3 separate regions of the Mus musculus genome follow, and regions 1 and 2 are each linked to region 3. A link is a loop called in an ENCODE intact Hi-C map of the cell type or tissue named here. Cell type or tissue: heart. All regions are shown on one strand.

Evidence for each region. Hi-C counts contacts between places; a loop is a spot of excess contacts. Peaks named below come from ENCODE experiments on the same cell type or tissue, not always from the same donor. Only the 100,000 strongest peaks of a DNase experiment are listed, where the experiment ranks them.
Region 1: a loop joins it to region 3, with 10 times the contacts of the local background. A loop is called at or near these places in 3 of 42 quality-filtered maps.
Region 2: a loop joins it to region 3, with 2.0 times the contacts of the local background. A loop is called at or near these places in 3 of 42 quality-filtered maps.

The regions. Positions count from the first base shown.
Region 1 is chr12:36,914,275-36,922,274 of GRCm38, forward strand. No RefSeq gene overlaps it. Among named protein-coding and RNA genes, the nearest start is that of Gm40394, 35 kb to the left of the region's middle. In heart, no CTCF peak of the experiment used is centred here; a DNase peak (open chromatin) is centred at 3,467.
Region 2 is chr12:37,269,291-37,277,290 of GRCm38, forward strand. All of the region lies in intron 3 of Agmo (alkylglycerol monooxygenase), which reads left to right. Among named protein-coding and RNA genes, the nearest start is that of Agmo, 32 kb to the left of the region's middle. In heart, no CTCF peak of the experiment used is centred here; no DNase peak of the experiment used is centred here.
Region 3 is chr12:37,104,596-37,112,595 of GRCm38, forward strand. Meox2 (mesenchyme homeobox 2) reads left to right here and starts at 3,945. Exons shown (of 3, transcript NM_008584.4): 1 at 3,945-4,749. The coding sequence starts at 4,236. It overlaps Gm29007 (predicted gene 29007), which reads right to left and starts at 2,157. Exons shown (of 2, transcript NR_166884.1): 1 at 2,118-2,157. In heart, a CTCF peak has its summit at 6,604; DNase peaks (open chromatin) are centred at 3,306, 3,856 and 4,666; H3K4me3 peaks cover 1,924 bases; H3K27ac peaks cover 802 bases; H3K27me3 peaks cover 3,962 bases.

The DNA.
Region 1 (8,000 bases), 190 kb before region 3:
GCCTGGGTAATGCCTATGGCCAGGGAGCAAAACTAATATGAATAAATAAGCTCAGATGATAGTTTTCAGAGATTAAACTTCTAGACACACAAGGAAGATTGTTAGTTTAAAACATCTCCCCAGTGCCAGGGCCAGGAAGCAGGGGTAGGTGGGTTGGGGAGCAGGGTGGGGGGAGGGTATAAGGGGCTTTGGGGGATAGCATTTGAAATGTAAATAAAGAAAATATCTAATAAAAAAATCTCACAAAAGTTTGGCAACACACAATAATCTGTTGTCCAATGTTACTAGCCAATAATATTCTTTTATTCGTATTAATTCCAGTGGTCTGGAGTAGAAGAATGGCAAACTCAGAGGATAAGAAGCAAAATATCCTTTGACTTTATGCATTAAAATTAAATGTTCACAGTGTGTGATGTTTCCACCTAATTGTTTGTTTGTTTTAGATATTCTGTTTAGGATATAGGAAAATAATCACAAGAAATTCTCAAGGAATACTTAACTTATATCTATCTAGCAGCCATCTATCATTTGTATATCTATAATCTATCTACTGATCATATATTAATATTTAGAGCAAGTTTGCCTTATTGTTACAACTAATCCACCAAAAATCCTCTTCAACTCTCACACAATGCAAGGATGCTTTTGAACAGAGGGCTGCCATCAAAGCAACAAGTCTTGTTTGGCTTAACCTATTTCTTCATGTGTCTTTTGTTTAAACGATTCTATAAGGTTTAATTAAATAATAATTAGGGGAAATTTGAAATGGAAATATAGCCAATGCTAATGCTCAATGTTTGTATGCATAGTTACTCTTTTATTTTTATAATTTAATCAAAGAAGATCAATGTCTCAGCAAGTCCTAAGACTGATTTTCACCATTATTTATGATCCTAGTTTCCAATCTTCCTCAGTGCAATCTCCATGTACTGTCTGACTTCTAGCAAGCCTTCTGGTACTTAACATAGTACCAGATGTGACACATAATCTGACAACTTTTGTTTGGTTTTTGGGGTAATTAAGAGATAATTTAAGCATCTATCTCAGCAGGCAGTGCAAATTAAAAACTTAATATTAATGCCTTTCCTTCTTCCTGTTTTTATGTTTGAAATGCTTATGCTACTTCTACAAAATGAGCTCTACTATCAAGGAAACAGTTCACTGGCTGCAACAGAGATAGACTAGTGCCTGCTTAGCATGTGTCAGGTCACAAATTCACATATCAGTGGATTCATACACCAAAAAAAAAAAAAAGCATTATTTTGTAAGAGAAGAGAATGCAGTCTAACCATAAAGACTTGGATATTTTAGGCAAATCAATTTTATTCTTTAAAGTATCTCCCAATTTGCATAATGTACCAATATTACTCATTGAACCTAGTAGTTACCAGTTATTAAACAGCGTAACATGTTGTATATCGTGCATGTATGCTATAGAATGTGTTTAATGATTTATCCACTTTCATGTTACTAGATGTACAGTAGTAAATTGCAGACTGTGAAGTGTTAGATTATAAAATGATTGCATAATTTGATGTCGTAACCAGAGCATCATGATAAGGTTTAAAGTAGTTATTTCACTTTAATTGCTGTTATATATAACTGGCTGAACACTTTTTAAATGAAAGAAGGCATGCATGATTGTAACAGTATGTATATACATGAGATCGGGCATTGTCAAAGGAATTTAGGATAACCTGGGGGGATAAAAGAAGACAATAAGAACATTGTATGTTCTTTATTAATTGTATGTTTATAATTCCTTTATAATATAATTCAATGCAACCTATTTCCTGACTTTAGCAGTGTTTCAAACAAGTCAAGTGCTTCACTCAAGGATTTTTAAACACATCGTCTACTCAATGTTCAACCCACATTGCTGAATCGGGTATAATTCTATTTAACTGTTTGCCACAGAATTTGGTTATGATGTGCTCTTTGGCTTCCTTGCCATTACCTCGAAGGAAGCTTCAGTCCTCCTAAAGAAACCTTGAGGTGAATATTGAGGAGCAAGAAATTTCCAAGAAAGGATTTTCTTCTTCCTTGCTTCATCTCCCACTTTTTTTCCCAACCCCCTTTTCAGGAGAGAAAGTGAAAGAGAAGGAAAGGAGTAAACAATGGGTGGTCAATGATCTATGACGTGTCACATGAAGAAAAATAGTCTGTGCAGCTGTGGATGCAATCAGGGAGGCACTCAATAAAGGAACCTAGGACTAGGGACATAGGACAGGAGGGAGGGAAATCAAAAGATAGGGATGAAAAATGAGATAAGAGTTAGCTCACATGCTTTTTCCTGTATAAGACCTTATCCTAGACTTTCTGGTTTTGGTGTTTTGTTTAGTTTTTGCTTTTATGAATGAATGTGTAGCATCAGCAAATATTTCTTTCCCAAAATAACAGATCCCACAAGATCAATTCCCACCTGGCTTTCTACCTTCTTTTCACGTTTTCCCAGTTTCTTCATTATGCCTCTAGAATGCTGGCTTTCATTCCCTAAATCTGCTAAACTTTGTCCCACCTTTGAAATCCAGTCCTTGCTTTTAAAAAAAAAAAACCTGGAACATTCTTAGTGGAATGTTTTAGTTTGTTTACTGTGGTGGAAAACTTTGTATGTCTTGTTTGGTAATGTGTGCATGGCAAGATGCTGAAGAAAAGATATCAATCTGCACTTAAAATCAATGCCATTTACTTTCTTAAAATATAACTCAATAAAGATGGCCAATGAAAAGAAGCATTTATAATTAATTTATTGAACTCAAATGTAAAGTGGTGTTTCATCTTATTGTATTTACATTTAAAAAGTGCTAGGGCTTATTGGTAAAGTTTCCTTTCTTTGGTCTTTGACTTTGTCATATTTTAAACACAATTGAGTAGATATAAATTGAATTTAAGGAAGAAGAGCAGTGAAGAACAAATGGCATGAACCAAGCATGGGAGATAGTCTAAGAATTCAGTAGGGACACACATCACAGACCTCATCTGTGATTCCTCTCCAGGAACACATCCAGACAGCTGCAGTCTATGTAGGGGGTCTTTAAAGTACAGTTGCAAAACTATTTCTTATTATATTATATTTTATTTTAGTACTTGGTTAAAGTGAAACTTTAATGTCAGACCCTAATTCATCACAACGAGTAAAAACTCACAGTGTCTTCCTCTTCTGATTTGGGAGGCACACTGGAGACACATTCAAGAATACTTGTGATGTAAACCTCTTCGAAACTTATTTTTGATACAAATGAAGAATTTAATAAAGAAGGCATTTGCTACTGAAAAGAAATGAAAATGTGGGATATGAAATTACAATTACAGATGATTCCTGGTGTTTTAATCCCCTTGCTCCTTGTTTGCTATGGCCTTGATTAAAAGGAACAGGAAGGATTCCTGTAGTTGTTTGACCCCTCCCATCAGGATTTTAGAATTATGTAAGGATAATAGCATTTCCCCACCCTTTCCCAGAGGAGCTTTTAAGACCAGCATCTGTGAGGTGCATTTCCTAGATAAATGCAAACTGCCCTTTGACTCTCTTCAAGATAAGAAAACACTGACCCTTCCCACCAAGTTATTTATGACATTCACATAATGTGAAACAGTGCTTAGTCCTGACAGAATGCCCAGAAGGACACTCACTGAAGGCCCTTAAGGTCCCTCTCTGCTACTATTTAGGAGAGACCCCACACACAAGTCGACAATGCCCAAGGCTCATTAAAGAGTTTGATGAATTTAATACAATTCAAATTAAACATGCTCTCAGGAGAATATGTTTAGGCAGAAAAACCAGATGGGAGTCCAATGTGAGGCACACAGGGACTAAGAGTGGGATAATCCAGGGGATGTTGGAAACATGATAAAATGTGAGTTATCATCTTGGCAAATTAACATGCAAAATACATTGGTGGAGTAATAGTGAACTTCACATTTTATAATGCAATTTTCCAGATTTTGAATAGAAAAAAAAATGTAGCACTGGATATTGGAAAGGGTCATTTCCTCTTACTATGACACTTGCCAAAGGAAGAGGAACACTGGAGGAGAAAAATGGTACTCACTACTCAAATATTCTTTATCAATAGGAACGGTGAGAATTTATGTGCCACTGAGAAGAGTGGAAAAGCGTAGATCTGGAAGACGGCACAGGCAGCACCATCCTTTGTAGTCTCAGTGTGAGAATAATGATGCAGTGTGCTGCCTGTGCTTGGCCTGCAGACTGGAGGAGGGAGACAGTGCAGGGCAGGGAGAACAAAGAGGGGGCTTGTTATTTTACAAAATAGACACAACCCAGAAAGGAACACATGAACTAGGAAGTTAGTGCAGTTCATTGAATAAATCAGTCACAATGGTCATAAGTCTCCACTTCAGCTGGACTTATCCTTTTGATTTATGCACCGTTTATGAAAAAAAATCCTGGCTGCATTCAGGTACAGAAGAGGCCAAGTGTAGTCTAGTCAAACAAGGGCTGCCAATCCGAGGAAATGGTGGAAGGTTTTTGCTTTCTTATGTTCTCATTTTATAATATTTCATGAAAATATCCTTGAAATACTGCATTGGAGATTTATAAGATTAACATCTTGTTCTGGGCATTTTTGCAAAGCTCAAAAACAACACAAATATTCTCAAGTCAAGGATGAGTAGTCTGAATTTTTAATATGTTCATTGCTAGCGAATTACAAAATAGTAAACATTAGGTTAAGGTCATTGAAATGTTTAAACAGTCATATAAAATAAAATATGTTGAAAACTTAAATAAAAATCATGTTTTCTCTATTCCATATAATATAGAGATTTTCATAACCACAACAGAATGACAGGATAATGACGGTTTAGTTCCTTTTCTGTTTATATCATGATTGAGTCAATAAGAACCTTAGGACATTGTCATTTGTTTTGATTTCAATTCTTAAAAATATGGTGGGATAAAGACATAGAAGCAAGGAACAAGTGCTATGTTCCAGTCCAGCAACTCTATTTTGAATTCTGAAATTTCCCACTAAATCCATGAAAGGTAGATTTAGCAGTTTTGATTTCATGGTATCACAGTGTGTCATGTTTTGGAATTCCAATTTCTCCCATAACCCTTTATTCTTTCTTATAGGCGTTAAGTGGTAAAGGAAATAAGGATCACTTAGAGAGTGATTAGAGCACAGGAAGCCTGGAGTCTTTGACAATGACCTTATTAGAAGCCTTAGGAAAAATGTGTAAAAAAAAAACCACCCTCCACTGGAATTCACTTTGGCAAACTCAGATGGGAAAGGAGAGGTAACCAGTGTCTTGATGGGCAGCATGAGAACACTATTAGAGGGAAGCTGAGAATCGTGGGTCCGTACATTAAAGCAAAGTTGTATCAGGCAAATAAAGAGTATGTTCCATATTTAATTGACAGACAAGATATAAATAAGTCATGAGGGATCCTGAGAAAACCTTTGGCTTGAATGTGTAAGCTGTCATGCTGAGCCCACTTGTGGAAGCAAAGATGAATGGTTTCCAGTGTACAATGTCTATTGGGAGGAAACTGGAAACAAACCTGGGAACATCCGAGTGGTGACTGGTATCCCCATGCCTGTCAGGATGGCAGCGGCTGGAAAGAATGATGGTATCATGGATTCCTAGAAAAATAAAACTTTGGGAGAAATGTGTAACATGAGTTCCAAACAGGGACAGCAGTGCAGGAGTCACTCAATCAGACTTTCAAGAGCTATTGATTAAATCTGCTGAACAATTGTCCCTTTCACATCCATGGCTGCTGTTCTAATGGCTTAAAGAGACTTTTTTTTTTTTTTTTTTTTTTTTTTTTTTTGGTTTTTCAAGACAGGGTTTCTCTGTGTAGCCCTGGCTATCCTGGAACTCATCCTGTAGACCAGGCTGGCCTCGAACTCAGAAATCCTCCTGCCTCTGCCCTTCCAAGTGCTGGGATTAAAGGCGTGTGCCACCACTGCCCTGCCTGGACTAAACTTTTAGATGATTTGCAAACATATCTGCCTTCTCCAAAGCATTACTGTCATTGAAGTGTGTTTCTTGCACACCAGAGGAATCAGTCACACACATATCATAACTCTTGGCTTCCTTACTCACAATTGCTTCATTACACAGTCTACAGGATAAATAGGAATTCTCCACAATTGCGAAGACCTCTGCACTAGGGAGTTTCCTAGGTGCTTTTCAATGACTCTGCACCTGACATTCCTAAGAGCTATTTCTCCACACGTGTACGTACATATGTCAGCCCTTGAACTGTTCCAGCTTTCTCCAAGTGAACTCTCTATTCATTTGTCACCAAGCATCTTCAGAGATTTTGCAATTGTCTACCTCAGGTAGACCTCCAGGTCCTCCACACAAACAGTTAGAGCTGAGCACTCTCATATTCTCATACTTTTCTATGAAGACTTTAAAGCACACATAGGCCCTTCTACATGGTAATCTTTGACAGTGCTTTGCACACAGCCAGCTGTTAGATTTTTCTTAGTTGTTTAAACAATGCTGGGTTTCTTAAAGATGATATGGACAGAGAAAGTTATTCTAGCTCTACCCCCCAAAGATGCTTTGAAAGAGTGTGTGTCATGTGTCATCCAACAATTCCTGAGGGGGGGGGGAATAAACTTAGTTTCCTTGTTATTGTGGAAACTGTTCTGTCTCAAGTACGGAAATACCTTAGTGACAGGAAGCAATGTGAAGGAATACATGATGACTTCTCGACTCAGAACAGTTTTGGTGGCACCGTTCCTTGTGGGCTAGTGTTAGTACAAGAACGATATTACTTAGATTACAAGGTAGACAGAAAGCTTTGGGCTTCATTCCTTCTCTTTCCTCACAAGGGTGTATATGTAAGTAAAACAAAATCTGTGTTGTCTGAAGAGCTCTTGGTGTATGGATGTGATTTTTAAAGGAAGAGTCAAGAGGAATGGTGATTTGACACTGAGAACAAATGGAAAAAAAAGTATAAATTGCGAATGTATCGATAGCACTGGCAAACAAATCTGATTGAGTCTACCATAGCATATACGCAGAGTACCTGGTGCAGACCCATGCAGGTCTTGTGTTTGTTACTTCAGAACCTAGCACAACAGGCCAAAACAAACAAACAAACAAAAACAATAACAAAAAAGATAGCTGATGATATTCTGCTGTCCTCATAGATTAGTGCATTATAATCATCAGACAAGAAGTTTCTTACTCTGTAGATGAGAGAGGGTGCAGAGACCCATAAGCAGATATGTTGCAGAGAAATTCTGGATTTGATTACCACTGGGTCTCACCTCTTGGAATCAAAGAACTCCCCAGAAGAGGGAGAGAAAGACTGTAAGAGTCAGAGGAAATGGAAAATACCAAAAGAACATGGTTAACTCAATCAACTAAGCAGGACTCACTTGGGCTCATAGAGACCGAAGCAGGAGGTATGCATTTAAAGGGGAATTTATGTTCTGATTCAGCACATTGTTCCTTATTGTGCATACTGGGAATTCTTCCTTCCCGGTGGATTTCTTCTGGATCACTCCATATCATCTTAGGACGTTGTAATTGGCCATGAATGTGTTGGTCATCATTCAAGGCCTAAGCAGGAACTCTTGAGATTTTGATGCTGATGACCACTCAGTTTCCTCATACAAGTTATCTTTTGAGTTTTAACCATGAATGGCTGGGGACTGAGACTTTAGAAAAATGAAATTCCATGTTCATGGTAGATTGCAGCAGGCAAACCCAAAACACTCCTGCTTCAAAGGAGCTTGATTCCTGGTTCATTCTTAATCCAAGATTATGATTTATTCTTTTTCAATTCACATCCACTCACATATTCAACAAACATTTGGGTGTTGCCCCTGGCGCCTTACTTTCAGCTACTAGCTGCAGCTCAGGCAACAGGTCTAAATGTAAACTACAGTCATCTAAAGGCTCTGTCTGCATAGATGGTACATTTAGTGAGAGAAATAAATAGCACAAATAAGTACCTATAAAGTAAGTAAGGGAAGAATTGGTAGAAGGCATGCTTTAATAAAAAGGGACTAGGG
Region 2 (8,000 bases), 160 kb after region 3:
CCATCATTTTAGAGGCATAGCTTCTTTCTTTCTTTCTTTCTTTCTTTCTTTCTTTCTTTCTTTCTTTCTTTCTTTCTTCCTTTCTTTCTTATTTGCATCTTTTTGGGTTCATTTGATACTTTTCTCTTTAGAAAATAATCAACCATTTGGTAAGTAATTCTAGTCCCCTCATTTGATTAATTTTTTCCTTATTATTCCATTTAAAAGATTCAACAATGTCAGTAATCAGTGCTTTGATATCTACATCTGTCCAAGCAGTTACCAATCCCATAGCCTGTCGCCGGCTCTAAATCTTCATCCATACGTACACAGGTTGAAAGAAGTAAATATGGCTATTTGGTCTACAAACATATTACAGTAATGGTTATAGCTAAATGGTTTGTCTAGCCAATGAATAAGAAGTTTTAAAAGTTGCTCGATATCAGCTACCTGTGTAGTGTCCAAATTTCTCCCTGTCCTATAAGTCATTTTCTGAATCATAGTTTTAAGGGTTTAAAGTCATTTCATTGTAATTGTTATTATACCTCTAAACTCACATTTTATATTAATTCTACTTTCTTACACTTATTTTTGATGGATTTATGTCTCTCCTGTTACATACATAGATTCCTGGTTTACACTGCTGAACACTGTAGAAGATCTTGACATTTCCCTCTGCTTTCCACCATTATTTTTTTTAATGAAATTTGCAGACTCTACATACTTGCTAAGATTCAAGTTTGACTTATGGTACCACAGTTTTCAAATTCCTCCATTAATGGTAGCTTTTCATCCCTCATCAGGCGCAACTTTTGTGTGCACTTCCCCTTAGGGAAATTAACACCCTTGCACAGGCCACAGTCAACACTAATGTGTCTCCACTTATGGTTTTCAAAAACCTTGATTTCCAGTTAATTCCAGTGAGAGCATGGTTTCTGAAATCTTCTTGCATGGTGACAAGAGAATATCCTTGGAAGCCAGGTTTTCTGCCTCTGAAATTCCTGGTTCACACTTCCTTGTATAAATTACATTTTGTTTCTGTCTGTCTCTCTGTCTTTATGTCTCTCTATCTGTCTGCTGTCTGTCTGTCTCTTCCTCCACTTTTCTCCTGCCATTGATCATAATGTTCAATAAACATAATAGAATAAATATTGATTTAAATTTTACATAATTAATTACTCAATGTGCATAACCATGATTATTCGTAGCTCTCATTTGGTGGGAAATTAGTTTGTGTGAACTTTGAGAGAAACAGTGCACAGTGTTCAAAGGTATTCCTCTGTTGTTTTATAAAAATCAATCTCTCTCTCTCTCTCTTTGTGTGTGTGTGTTTATCCTTCATCCTTTCTGGAATCTGCTGGCTATGTTTTTATTTTTCTCACACTTTCATGTAAATTTACTATTCATATCCTCTGTAGTAGTTTATATGTTTATGACAATAATATAACTTTCAGGTAGATGGAAATACTTCAGGAAATATAAGTGTCAAATGACTACTTCATAAATTTTCCTTCATTTTCATTTTTATTGCACAAATATGTAAAAGTAAATAACAGATTACTACCTAGAACAAAACAAGACAGAAATTCAAGCTTATTATATAGGCATCTGGTTATCGATCCAAGCATGCCTCTCTTTGACAGTGAGATAGAGAAGAGACTACAAACATATTGCAGAGGATGAATTGTCAACAACAAATTGTCCTAAAGGTCCTCAGACAAGGATCTGCGTAAGCAGAAAGACTAGGTGAACTGAGTTCCTTACTTCAGACACCTGCTCAGGCAAGTGTTTTAACCACCCTCCACTCCTGTTTTAACTTTGTAAAGAAAAGAAATCAATAAGAGAAAGAAAAATAATAAAATATCAGTAATTCTCTGCGTCTGAAAAGGCAGATAATTTATATCTTTTACAGATAGTTTCCTGAACGCAGTTCATACTAAATTTCGACAGCATATTCACTAAATCTTTGAATGTTCTGAGGAAAAATTCAATTTGTTGAGCTTAAAGGATATTTCCCAATAAATTTTGTTAATTCATATTTGAATGCTAATATGAATCAAATAAATGATAGCTCAAATAAAAATGGATAGTCTTTTTTAGGCAGTTTTTATCTTTACAAGATCAAAATTGTATTTTCCTGTCTCCTCCTCAGTTTGTCGTTGTACTGGTCTAGACTTGGGCAATTTGCCCAGTATGTAGGTGGATGTTTCATTTTAAAATACTGAATTTTTGGATCATGCTGAAGCTATTACCTTTGAAAAGTAATCAAACAGCTCATCTGATTGCAATTTTTGTTTCATTTTTTACTTAAAAACAGAAATACAGTCTACTTGGATTTCTTAGATTGCTGGTTATATTCACAATTTAGAGAATAAAAAAATATTGTCAAACATTGTGAAGAGATTGGAATTTTCCAAATTGTTTCAAAATACAAATACATGAGAATATAATATCAGCTCATGGTTATGGATGTAGTCAAATTCATTATATGCTTGTCAATTTTCTTTGTTCTCATATGAAAAACAAACAAAAAGTCTTATAATTCTTCAGCAGAATTTGAAGCCTAGTGACCATATTTATTCATTTTGATAGCACATAAAACTAGTTGAAGGAAGGGTGCACCAAACCGATGTAGGGTTAATGATCTTCTTGGACTAATGTGACAAGGAGTGGTACTAGTTGCAGACCAGGTCATACAGAAATACTTGCACACACTGGGGCAGTGATGGCTCATTTTATCCAGGCAGTAAAGATCAGCTTTGCATTATGCTAATTGAATACCAGACTTGTGTTTTCGCTGGAACTTCATTACATCTAAACTGCTTGTCAGTTCTGCCTGTGTTGGGATGATCCAGACAGCAATTAACTGCTTCTATTTTCACATTCTAAGCAGGCATGCCATATATAAAATATAGTCATTTAGTAACAGGTAATTTGATTTCAATGGTGGGTGTGCCCAGGTTTCTAGATGAAACTTAAAGAACTAGGCTACATTTATACAGAATTATTATTGACTTAAATATGATTGTAAAATTGAGGATTTGTAGCAAGAACAAATTCTAGAAAAAAAAAACACTTTGAAGCTGGAGGCAGGATAATTACGGGCAACTTTCTGAAGCTGATGAATACTGCAATGAGCCTTCCACATTTATTTAGACAATATTGGAAAAAACATCACTTCTCCAGTCCCATATTCAAGATGTTCTTCTGGGACATTGGACAGGATGTTTCTCTTAACCTTTTTTCCCTTTTCCTTCTTTTCCACAGCCCCTCCCGCCCATTTTACTAGAAAAGGAAAAGACTTCCTTGCCAGATTTTTTAAAGCCCTGCCTAAGTAGTAAACTTGTATCCGAAACATGCGGTTGTTAGAAAGTGCTGTTATCTATTTAAAACTTGAGGAAACACTTAATTTTTAAGGCAACATTAACTGAGATTGAATTATGGAACGATTCCTCCGGAAGTTTGTGTCAGAGGAGTGTTATTGCCACATAAATCCACTGTGGTCAGTTGAGTGACATGGAAGAGGAAAAGCACTTAAAATAATTGGACACTCAGGGGTCCCTTTCCAAAGTCTGTTGTGACATGTAGCTATGTCACCCTCATTAAAACCAGTGGGGGTTTTGAGGCTGAGATTCATCTTTACAGATTAAAGCCTGCTTTCCTACCACATGGCACCATGGAAACTATCAGAGCAGGCCTGGAGCAGCACATATCAAATGTATGCTGGAGAGTAATGGCGCTCACTTCCCTCCTCTCATTCATCTTTGCAAACATTCTGCTTGTAAATTTCAATGCACTCAATTCAAGACAGAAACAGACTGAATTCATGGGTTTTTGTAGTGCTGGGTCAGAAAAACTGAATTGCCTTTTAAGTGTATCACCTTTTAGGCCTCCAGTGTACCTACTGATATTAAACCAATGCCTACATTTTGACTTAACAGACTAGAGGGCTGTAACGTACATGAAAGAATGATTTCCACCATCTCTTTGGGAAAAAAAATAAAGAAAGGTTTTGGAGTACAGATTTAATCTATACAGGTAGAAACTGGAAATATGTATGACTTAATTTTCATTAAGGAAAGGATGATATTTGTATCAATACTGATTGTTTTAAAGAAAAACAGGAAATATGGCTTACTGTCTTTTAATTATTACAGAAAAAAAAATAGAAACTCAGAGTCAATCCATGTTTAACATGGTCCCATTGTCATTTTAAGTGGTTTGTAATGCTACTAAAATATAATGCTTGGAATACATTATCATTAAAAGTATTTATTTGTTATAGAACTGCATAGTAAGATTGATGCGTCCCTATATCCCCTGGAGTTGGGAGGTAGAGTAAACAGTCACTCTTAGATTTATAGGGTGATTTAGATCAGCCTGAGATACATGACTGTATCTCAAAACACAAACACACACATGCATGCGCGCGCGCACACACACACACACACACACAGAGCAAAACCAAAGCCAAAAAACAACAAAACAAAACAAAAAAACAACCTACCAACCGACCAAACAAAAAACCAAATGTAAGAATAACGTACCATCTTTGCTTTTACTGTGTCTGTCTGGAAAACTTCTTCACTACAGTGGTTGTGTATATTGTGTTACTTAGGGCTCAACAACAGCTCTTTGTTTCTCACGTCTCTATGCCTCTAAGTCAGCCCTGCTGGTGGACACTCAGACCTGCTTCACCTAGCTTGCGACCTTGACTGAGCTGATCAAGACAAGGACTGAATGGATTTAAAAGCGGAGAGGAAAGATAGGAAGGACAATATCAACTAACCAGCCTACTCCCAGGGACTAGACCACCAACCAAAGAGTATACAGGGAGGGACCCATAGCTCCAGTTACCTATGTAGCAGAGGATTGCCTTTTCAACGGGAGGGGAGCCTCTTGGTCCTGTGAAGGCTTGTGTAGGGGAATGCTAGAGGGGTGAATCAGGAGTAAGTGGGTGGGTGGGGAAGCACCCAATTAGAGGCAAAGGGGAGGGAGATTGTGGAGGGGAGACCAGGAAGGGGAACAGCATTTGAAATATAAATTAATAAAATAACCAGTAAACAAACCATAAACAAAAATTCTGAGAGGAGCCAATGGCTTAGGGGTGATAGATGAGTCTGGCTGTGGCAGGTTCTGTCAATCTGAGTAAATGTTATTCTGAAGGTGGCATGTCCGCAGGCCTCAAGCACTGGCATTGGCAGACTAACATAAGCAATGTAAATCATTACTGTCATTTCATGCCCTTAACTGTGAACCATTAGAACAGTCAGTAACCTAACGTGGTATAAAACTACACTAGAACACAGGTCTTCAGGGATTAAATCCACTTGCCATTAAGCAGAAGACATTTCTCATAACATTTATTTGCCTGATCTGCCTTCTATATTTGCCCACATAATTAGCATTTACCTAAATAATTTATTGCTTTTCATTTTAACTGCCATGCTCAAGTCTTTTTTTTTTTTTCCTTATGCTGCTCATCTTTTATTCCTTAAACAAATTTGCCTTGGAATATGCAAGGGTGACCTTTACAGAATGTAGGAGGAGTGGTGAATGAGCTGTATGCAAAAGCTTCACAGGGGGCAAATTAGTCAGACCCTCAAAGTCCTCAGCGTCTCTCTGGGGAACTGACCTTGAGTTTTGAGGACTACTACTTTTAATAAGTTCATTGTTTATTAAAATTCTCTTTCTTTCTGAAGCGACAGGGGGGTTCATACAATTATAAATTACTTCATAGTAATTTACTTCTATTTTTATATTTTCTCAGTTTCCAGAATGTGCTTGGAAGACTGGTGGTAGTCGTGGTGGTGGTGGTGGTCTGTGTGTGTGTCTGAAAGTGGAATAAAGTGAGGAAAATTGAATGAAACTGTTAGCACAATTAGAAATAAAGAAATAGCATTAATATACTTTGGGTTGAAATCATGTAAAGATTTTGGTCATTTTAAAGAGAAGAGAAAATTAAATTGAGTCATGCAATTATATAATGTCAACCATAGACCATTAAGGAATCATTTGTTTTGATTCTGTCACCTTGAATCATTTGACTCTTTACCATTGGTGGGAAAATGTATGCCCAGAAGGATCATAGAAAAGTGCCTCAACCTAAAGAAAAAAAAACCTAATGCATAGGTTGCAGACAACAAGAATTAAATTCCATCTACTTCTGAATTATTGTTTTTTTTTTAGATTGTACTAACATCAAAACTCGTATTTTGATATAACTCAATTTGTAAAGCAAAATGATATCTCTATATTTATCATATATAAAATTCATTTAACTATCTTGACAGGGAAATCTCCATCAAAGGTAAAGATTCTATTTTCTTCGAGTATTACATTATTATACCTGCAACTGTAGATTTCCTGTCTTCTGTTGTATATCTTTTTAATTTATAGTTCAATCAAACACACTTTCTTTTTATATTCAGAATTTGTGTTCAAATAGTGTGCTAACTTTTTAAAAGAAAATTCAATTCTACTGAGTTTTTTTTAATTAGATATCTTCTTCATTTACATTTCAAATGCTATTACAAAGCAATTTCCGTGCTTTTGTTCTCCAGTACTCAGTTCACTCCTCCCCAATGTCACTTATACAGTAACTTGATCTCACTTAAATTCACCCATTACATCTTGGGTATTCCAAGCTTTTGGGCTAATATCCACTTGTCAGTGAGTGCATAACGTGTGTCTTTTGTGATTGGGTTACCTCACTCAGGATATTTTCTAGTTCCATCCATTTGCCTAAGAATTTCATGAATTCATTATTTCTAATAGGTGAGTAGTACACTATTGTGTAAATGTACCACATTTTCTGTATCCATTTTTCTGTTGAAGGACATCTGAGTTCTTTCCTGCTTCTGGCTATTATAAATTTGGCTGGTATGAACACAGTAGAGCATGTGCCCTTGTTATATGTTGGAGCATCTTTTGAATATATGCCCAGGAGTGGTATGGCAGTAGAGAGTGGGTGGAGGTACACTCTCATAGAAGCAGGAGAAGAGGAGATAGGATAGGGAGTTTCTGGTGGGGAATTTGGGAAAGGGAATAACATTTAAAATGTAAATAAATAAAATATCCAATTTAAAAAACAATCCACCCATTGCAGCACAAATCTCACTAGTCATTTCACTTATAATTATTATTCTCATTTTTGTGAGGGGTCAAATCTAGGCAGAGATGTAACATATTTTATTAAAAACTCCAGCTTACTACCTAGATTTCAAACAACCAGAATGCTGCCACTCTTAATTCATTGATCAAATACACTATCTTCTTTGGGTTAGAAATATTTTGAGTTAAATCTGACATCTCAAAAATAAAAAAAAAAAGAAAAAAGAAAAAGAAACATAAAGAGATTTTGAGGCAATTTTCAAACTTCATACTTCACCTGTGGTTATTGCAACTCTAGCTCTAACATCTTTGTTTTAATGCAATTAACATTACATAGAGGAAATTACAATAGCTCTTTGATCCCATTTCATAAATAGTTTTTGCTGTTGCTGAGAGTTGCAAAGTAGAATCAAAACAGGGATACATAATAGTTTTATTTATTATGAATTACAGATTACATTTAAACAACCTTTTAAAAATCTTTAAATTCTTCCAGCCATTTTACCTCCCCAAATATATATTATTTTATGTTTCAATTAAAGACCTGTCCATGGTCACATTTGGTTGATTTAGTTATGACAATACCATTAATCTTTGTTTTCTGTCATTATGCTATTTCATGAACATCAGAATTATACTGAGAGAAGTAACAAATTCAAACTGAATATTTAGGAATAAAATCTTAGGGAGGGGGCGTTCTATTGATGTGATAAGCAAATGCAGTTTGGGAGGAATGTACTGATTGGCTTACTCTTCATTTACCCTTCCATGACTGAGGGTAGGTAAAGCTGGAACTCAAGCAGGGCACGGATCTGGACACTAAAACTACTGAAGTAGAGGCCATGGAAGACATATGCTTACTGGCTCAATCCCATGACCTGTTCAGACTTTGCTATACCATCCAGAAA
Region 3 (8,000 bases):
ATTATATACATATATTTTACGCATATATGTGTATATATGTCTCATGGCCTTAGGCAGAGCTATAGTTTTTTAATCATAATTTAGTAATAATTTACAATAATTGTTATTATTATAAAACGTCAGTTAGAAAAACAGAAAAACTCTAAAATTTTTAAATGTCTAGATAAAGCACAGATATAGTACATTTGTGCCTTAAATTTTGTAATTCCTAATACCAGAGAAAGATAATTCCTCATTTAATTGAAATGGATTATGTAATAAATCATTTAAGCTGCCACTAACTGCTTAGAATATTATGTTTTTTAAAACCTTAATTTCAAAGAAATAAGCTGGAGGACATAATTGTGCTCTTTGAGGGGATGCAGCAGCCATGGCTTTTCTATGAGAAGTAAGTGTCTGAGGCAATCCTTATGTTCAATTAATCATTTAAGCCTCAGCTAGTATATGTACCATGCACAACAAGAAGAAAAACATCTGGGATTTAATGTTAATTCTCGTCATCCCTCAAACAACTTTTAAGTCACCATGAATCTAAATAAAATGAAATAAGTTCAATCTCGTTTTAATTAAAAGATTCTATCTTTTTAAATAAAATATGGCTTTCTGGTTGGCTTTTATGCCATTTGGTCAAACGGAGCCATAGACATACTTAGCATTGAAGCTTCTAATGATTGTTTAAATAGTTATGGTTAAGTAACTCCACAAGAGCTAAACATTTCCTATACTCTGTGATACATGCCTTGATTTTATACTTTATATTTGATTTTTATGTTGACATAACATTTTTTCAAGAATTTTGAAATATATGTTTATGAAGACTAAACATTATAGCTCAAATGACATAGATACTTTGGTTGTCCGAATTTCTACAATTCATCTTGTTACTGAAAAGTCATATTAATCATTGGATTAATTAAAATGCAAATATTAAATCAGCTACTGATGAAAGCATTGTGTATTTTTTTTTCTGTTGTTGCTACACTAACACTTGAAAAACAAAACATCCTAAGTAAAACTAAAAATTATCTATCATTACAAATGCTCTAAGAACATGAAGTTTTTGAAAGTTGTGCAATAGTTAATAGTATTTAAACATTATGAAACTTTGATAGCCATGCTTAATTTTGAAAGCAGCGAGTCTTGACTTCTTTTGCTTTTTAGCACCCTTTTCCTTTTCCATGACATTTTGCTTGTATTATACTTTATATTAGAAATCTGAATTTCATTGGCCTTGGGAATACTTAATGTTCTGTGCCTTCAAGTTAAAAGACCTTTCCTGAAAGTGTCCTGCAATTGCATGACTTTGGAAGCTGTTCTGTCCTTTTCTAACTTGTTTTTCCTCTTCTTTCCCAGATTACTGGCCTCATATTTCCAGAGGAAAACTGACTGAGGCAGGTTGTAGAGGAATTTCTGGACATACTGTTAACATCTGTGTGATGTAGTGAACGAGGGAGGAAAACCAGCCCAGCCACTGGGCAGACTCACCAAACGCCAGCCTCTATGGAGATCAAACTTTATTCTTGCTAGTTACTCTCACCTACAACATCCTAGTTACATGCAACTCTTTGTTCACTAATAGTTTAGCTGTAGTTTATAGAACACACACTGGAAAGACTTGGGTGGATTTTGTTAAACACTACAGATGAAGTATGTTTTTGTCAGTCCTATCTGACACTCCCTACCATGCTTTCAGTCGAGGGATCTTACACTATGCAAATATTTTATTATGTTTATTAGAGGAATTGATCAAATTTCAGTTTGAATAAAATATGAATGCTTTCAGAACCCAGGGTCCATTGAGATGCTAAGGGAGCACAGGCAGGGAATTTATCATTGCACTTTATACTTCTATGTTTAATATCAGAGCGCATATTGAAACCATAAAAAGCAGAAAAATCAAAATATATTCCGATCTTATATGAGGGATATGTTTCCCACTCTCTTTTGTAATTCTTAAAAAGCCAAGGTTGTGGGTAGTGGCAGAAGAAGTAGTCTTAAGCTTTAAGTCCGGGAAGCCATCCTGCCTGTACCTAAAGCTCCTAGCAGTCACGTACCCCAAGAATGATCAGCGCCCCTTTTCAGGATAAGATTCCCAAATTACAAGCAAAGAACCTTACCGTCAAAGCCTTGCTGCAGGTTCCAGCTCAGCCTCAGACTGAAACGTTGAGCGGCTGGTGAACAAAAGTTTTAGGTTCTTTTTTTTTTTTTTTCCCCTAACGAAGTCTGCAAAACTAATTTCCCTCAAAATAGGGCTCAATTTCCGTTAAAGAAAGCAGTGCTTACAAATCTTGGAATTCCTGATCAACCCCCACTCCACCCCATCTCTAAGTTGTGCAAAACAATTCGACTTTTCACACGGATGTTAAAGTTTGTTTGGAAGTTCCTTTTCTGGAGAACCTCTTAAAATAAAGGGTAACAGACTGAAGATGGCAGAAGGAGCGGCAGAGAGAAGGGTTCTGCCTTGGGGACATTCCTCCAAAATTCATCAATACCTTTTCCTAATTTAAACCAGATGTCTAGTTCAGGTTGCTGTACTCATTAATCCCATTAGCAATTTCAAAGACTTGGCCATCATCTTCTGGTCACCCAGACAATAAACATATGGCAGTTAACCATAGTGGCACACTCCAAGTCCTGAACACCCTAGGCTACTGCAGACATCCCCTTGGCAGACACTTCCTAGATAGGAACAGGCTTTCCTGCAGCCCACTCTCCCAAGCTTGTTGTGGGTTAAGGACAGGACTTCCAGTAGATTCTGTGGCCGCCCAAGCTAATTGCTGTGTCAACCCCAGCCCCTGCTCTCACAAATTCACTGGTGGCAAGGTGTGCAGTTAGTTCATTTCCAGGAGCACAGGCTGTAAACCTGGGGGAAATGAACCATGATAGCAGGGTCCACGCTGAGGGAATGTTAAGTTTGCTATCTGCTTAAAACAGAAAGGTGGTGAGGAATGGAATGTATGCAAGGAGCATTAGCTCTGTGAGCTAAAGAGAGATTTCATTTCTCAAAGGATGGGAGCGGGCTGTGAATTGGCTCCTGCAGGGTTAAGCTAGCTAGGAAGGGTGAAGCTGGGAGCAAGTTAGACTTGCTCATTTGACATTTTTTCGGGTTATTCTTGACCCCCCCCCTCCCAATTTCCTCGGTGAGCAAATGGTGAGAAAATTTCGCGAACTGGACTGGTAAAGAGAAGTAGGGGTGGGAAGAGGGTCAGAAAAAGAAGGAAGGGGGACACCACTTGGAGCAACACTTGTGTGTCGCCAAGGCGCCAGAGCCTACATCCACCTCTGTGTCGCGCACACCCCATTGTATATCTGTCCTTTCTGCACTCAGAGTAGCACTGTGCTAGCCTTGGTGCACAGCTCTACAACCTCCGCCCTGGCTCTAGGTTTTCTAACAATCTATTCTCAGATACCTAAAAGAGAATAAACCTAATGTGTTTACGCTGGAACCGTGAGTGGCCTCTGAGTTTGAAAAGCTCGACAGACTAGGCTCTTCTTCTCTTGAAAGTTCTCTTGAAAGTTCTCTGTGGTCTGCAAAGTCAGGGAGTAGTCAGGGAGCTCCTGCAGGTGACCCCAACCCCCACCAAGGCTGAGAGATCTAGGTTCCAAGAGCAGTGAGCTACTCAGAGACACTGTGTGCTGGCTTAGGGAAGCTGAGTGCCTCTGCGTCTGGCCATGGGAACCTATGGGACAGATTGCGGTGGCCCGGAGCGACTGAGGCTCTGGGAGCACCACTAGCTGTGGTGGAAGCTCCCAGGGCCCGACGGGCGGGCGTTGGGCAGCGGCTCCTGTCCTGCCAGCAATGGGAACTGGAAATGAGAGAGCACGGTGGCGCTGACTGAGCGGGAGTTTTGGAGGGAGTTTGCATGTGGTCAGCGCTGGGCTCCTAAGCCAGCCCCCAGCTCACATTACACTCTATTTATAACCTCTCAGAGCCATTTCCCCCTGAAAGCAGTTCTCTGGGACCACCTTCTTTTGGCTTCCACCTCTCCCACACTTGACATCTGAGCAGCTGCGAAGGAAGCTCCTCCAGGTCCTAGTGTTTATACGTGCAGGAGACTGGCCGCTAAGGCTCAGGACTGGGATTAGCCGGCTCTGCTCAAATGCAAACGCGCGCGGCTTTTACTTTTGGAGTGAGTGGGGGAAAGTCTTAGGATTTCCAGTGAAAAGTGACAGCGCTTGGTGGACATTCGGACCGTCCGTGAAGTCTTCTGCTTGGAAGCCGAAACTTGCATGCCATGGAACACCCCCTCTTTGGCTGCCTGCGCAGCCCCCACGCCACAGCGCAAGGCTTGCACCCCTTCTCCCAGTCTTCTCTGGCCCTCCATGGAAGATCTGACCACATGTCCTACCCCGAACTCTCCACATCTTCCTCGTCTTGCATAATCGCGGGATACCCCAACGAGGAGGGCATGTTTGCCAGCCAGCATCACAGGGGGCACCACCACCACCACCACCATCACCATCACCACCACCAGCAGCAGCAGCACCAGGCTCTGCAAAGCAACTGGCACCTCCCGCAGATGTCCTCTCCACCAAGCGCGGCCCGGCACAGCCTGTGCCTGCAGCCTGATTCGGGAGGGCCCCCGGAGCTGGGAAGCAGCCCTCCGGTCCTGTGTTCCAACTCATCTAGCCTGGGCTCCAGCACCCCTACCGGGGCCGCGTGCGCACCAGGGGATTATGGCCGTCAAGCGCTGTCACCCGCAGACGTAGAGAAGAGAAGTGGCAGCAAAAGGAAAAGCGACAGCTCAGGTGAGTGCGGGCAAAGCAACCCTGGGGAGAGTGCGCTCTGGGCTAGGAAGATGCGGGGAGGTGTGGGATGTTTCTCATAGAAAGACAAACTGTGAAGCTGCTAGCCTTTCCTCGCTCTGGTGGGCGAGTTCATCCATGGAGCGTCCGTCCTGTAATTCAGGAGCACGTGTTTCACTGAAGTTAATATATCTACATCCAGCCGTTCAAAGCCCTCCAAGATCGCAAATCAGTTTTCCAGAAGTGGTGAAGAAAGAGCAAGTGACACTATGCAAAATCGGTTAAGGGAGCGTGGCGGGTCCCTCCACGGGTTGGGAGGGGTGTGCCCATTGGGATGCTGCATCCGCTGGGCATGCATGCCTGCGTGCGTGTGTGCGTGCATGCGGGTTTCCTTGACTTTTCCCTTCCAATTCCCAACTCTGAACAACTCGACTTTTCCTATCCTTAACTGGGTTTCCAAATTATTGCGCAATGCCTTGAACTTTAACTGGATTTGACCAAATACGAGAAAAAGAAAAGGAAAGAAAAGAAAAGAAAAGAAAAGAAAAGAAGAGGAGGAAAAGAAAAAAGGAAGAAAACGGAAAAGGAAAGAAAAAGATAAGGAAAAATTAAAGAAAGAAAAAGAACAGAAACCTAAAACTTTTTTTTTAATATTTTTGCTTTCAGAGTTCCTTAAATAGCACCTTTCTTAAAATGATATTTAAAAAACAAACAACCCCTCCCCAAACATTCTATTTATTTGGCGAAAAAGTAATTATCTAGTAATCTAGAAGTGTTTAAGGAATACCTCTGAAAACTTTGAATAAAGAGTATTCTTATAGTAATTACACTCATATGGTGCTAACCTGGTTTGGGGGGGGGGGGGGGACGGGGACGGGAAACAAGCAAAAAGTCCAAATCAACCAACCAACCAAAACAAAATGTTTGAACTTCGACTGTGGAAAATAAAAGCCTTCATCAATTGAGTAGTGCTTTGAGATGCAGTGGAGAAAGTGGACAGATAACAGTCCTGACAGTGCTGGAAGAAGATGCAGGGAAGGTGTGGGTAACTTGAGCAGTCCTACAAAAGGGGAGCCTCCCAGAAGAATTCAGGGGCCTGGAAGTCCAATAGCCAGTGCATCCTGACAGCACAGAGAAACTAAAAATTTCCAGGAAACACAACAAAGCCCTTAAATACATTCCTCATTGTAAATGTTCTCTCTCTCTCTCTCTCTCTCTCTCTCTCTCTCTCTCTCTCTCTCTCTCTCTCCTTCCTTCCTTCCTTCCTTCCTTCTTTCCTTTCTTTCTTTCCTTCTTTTTTTCTTTATTGAATCTTCTATGTAGTTACAAGGCAACCTGGATACAGATTTAGAAAGACGTCACTTAACTAGTAAAATGTTTACATATATTACGTTTTCTGTGCTAGTGTCTCGAGAGAACATATAATTCTAGGCAATAGTTTGAAGAATTGAAAAATAATAGCATTTTAAACATTTTAGGCAAGGTGTTCTGCAGTGTAGGGCAGTAAGGGCTGTGTATTTTGTAATGTGTTGAAAGATGATAGAAATTTTTCTTGACCTCGGTGTGGGGTGACTCCTTGCTTCCCAGCCTCACTATTGAACCTGTAATTTTTCAGGTCCTGGGTGAACGATTAATGATGCTTCATCATGATTAGTTATGTCTAAGAACTCGGTCATCGCTGTTATTCTGTTTACTGGTTATCTCTAACTGTATGTGAAATCCTAAGATACCAAAAAGGTTCCTAAGAAGGCATCAGAACGCACTGGGTTTCCCCAGATTGGGCATTTATGAGCAGAAATGCATGGATTGCTTTGGCAGGTTGCTATCTACTTCAGGGAGGACCAGAAGCTCGGATTCCGTGTTTTCTTTCCGCAAGGGGGAAACTGCGCTGCTTCTTAGCTGAACCAATGCCCTAAAGATTATTTGCGCACACGAAGGAATTTTTTTTTTTTTTCAGGCACAAGTTATTTTTGGTTGGGGAAACAGGGAGAGTGAGACTAAAAACTGACTTCCTTAGTTTATTTTAACAAAAATGGTTTTAATATTGACTAACACTGGTTTCCATCACTTTTATCAGGGGCAAATAAGCACATAGCAAAGAGAGGCTTGTTTTTGTGTTGTGAAACTCATTTAAACACCAAAACAAGCAACGAGAATAAACATTTGTGCCAACTCCGTATTACAAGGACGGGAAATACAATCTTTAGGAAGGCTAATGTTACTGGGCTTGACTTAGAACGAATGTACCCATTGATAGAATATCAAAGTCAAGCATCAATTTTCTTGGTACACTATTGAAAATAAAATCAATGTCAGGCTCTGAGTTAATAACGGTTCGATCACAGGTATGCTTAACTCCAAGCCATTCTTTCTCCTATTTTAATTTATACAACGAACATTCAATTTAAGGTCAAATCATTTCAAAGTATTGTGAAAATATTTTGACTTACCAGACAGCAAATTAACAGAAAATATTTATAATTCTGTTCTGTTATCAATTCTTACTTGGCACAGTTTGCCTATTGTATCCCTTCATAATTAATTAATGTTTAATAAGTTATATTGAACAATCTGAGACTTAGGACTATATAAAATGAAAACGAAATCATGCATGGTAGCAACAATTTATTTATTTAGGCATTTTATAATCGCTGTATATGTATAGTTGGCTGTATATGTATAGTATAGACAGTACTTTAATCTATGGCAATGTTGGAACCAAGTCTACTACCAGTGCATATGTGATAAATGAGTTAATTTATAATAAGTACCAGGAAATGGTGTTAAAGAACCAAACCACGTATAAACCTTACATTTTAATCCATAGTAATAATGCAACAATTTCAATATAAAATACCGTCCAGTGTTTCTATTCTGAAAACCTACATGAAAGCAGACTTAAACAAATACAGAAAGCTTACTAGTATAGAAGCAAATGTTTATAGACTTTAGACTTCCATTATAGTTAATTAACAATTAAAAATAGCCAATTTTAAGAGAAACTTACGACATTTTCATAGTATGTGCTAAACAATTTTATAACTTTGAGCCAGCTAGCCTTTCCAGCAATGTTAGTAAAGCCAACATCTGCCACTCCTTCAAAGGGACTCTTAAAGTTACAACTGTGCTTAAAACAATCAGTACGAGCCAGGTGATTCTGAAAAACGTCTATAAATACTGTCAACTTCTTGGCTTCAATTACACAAAGTAATATATTAGTGAGCATGAATTGTTCAGTTTTGTTAAAATAGATG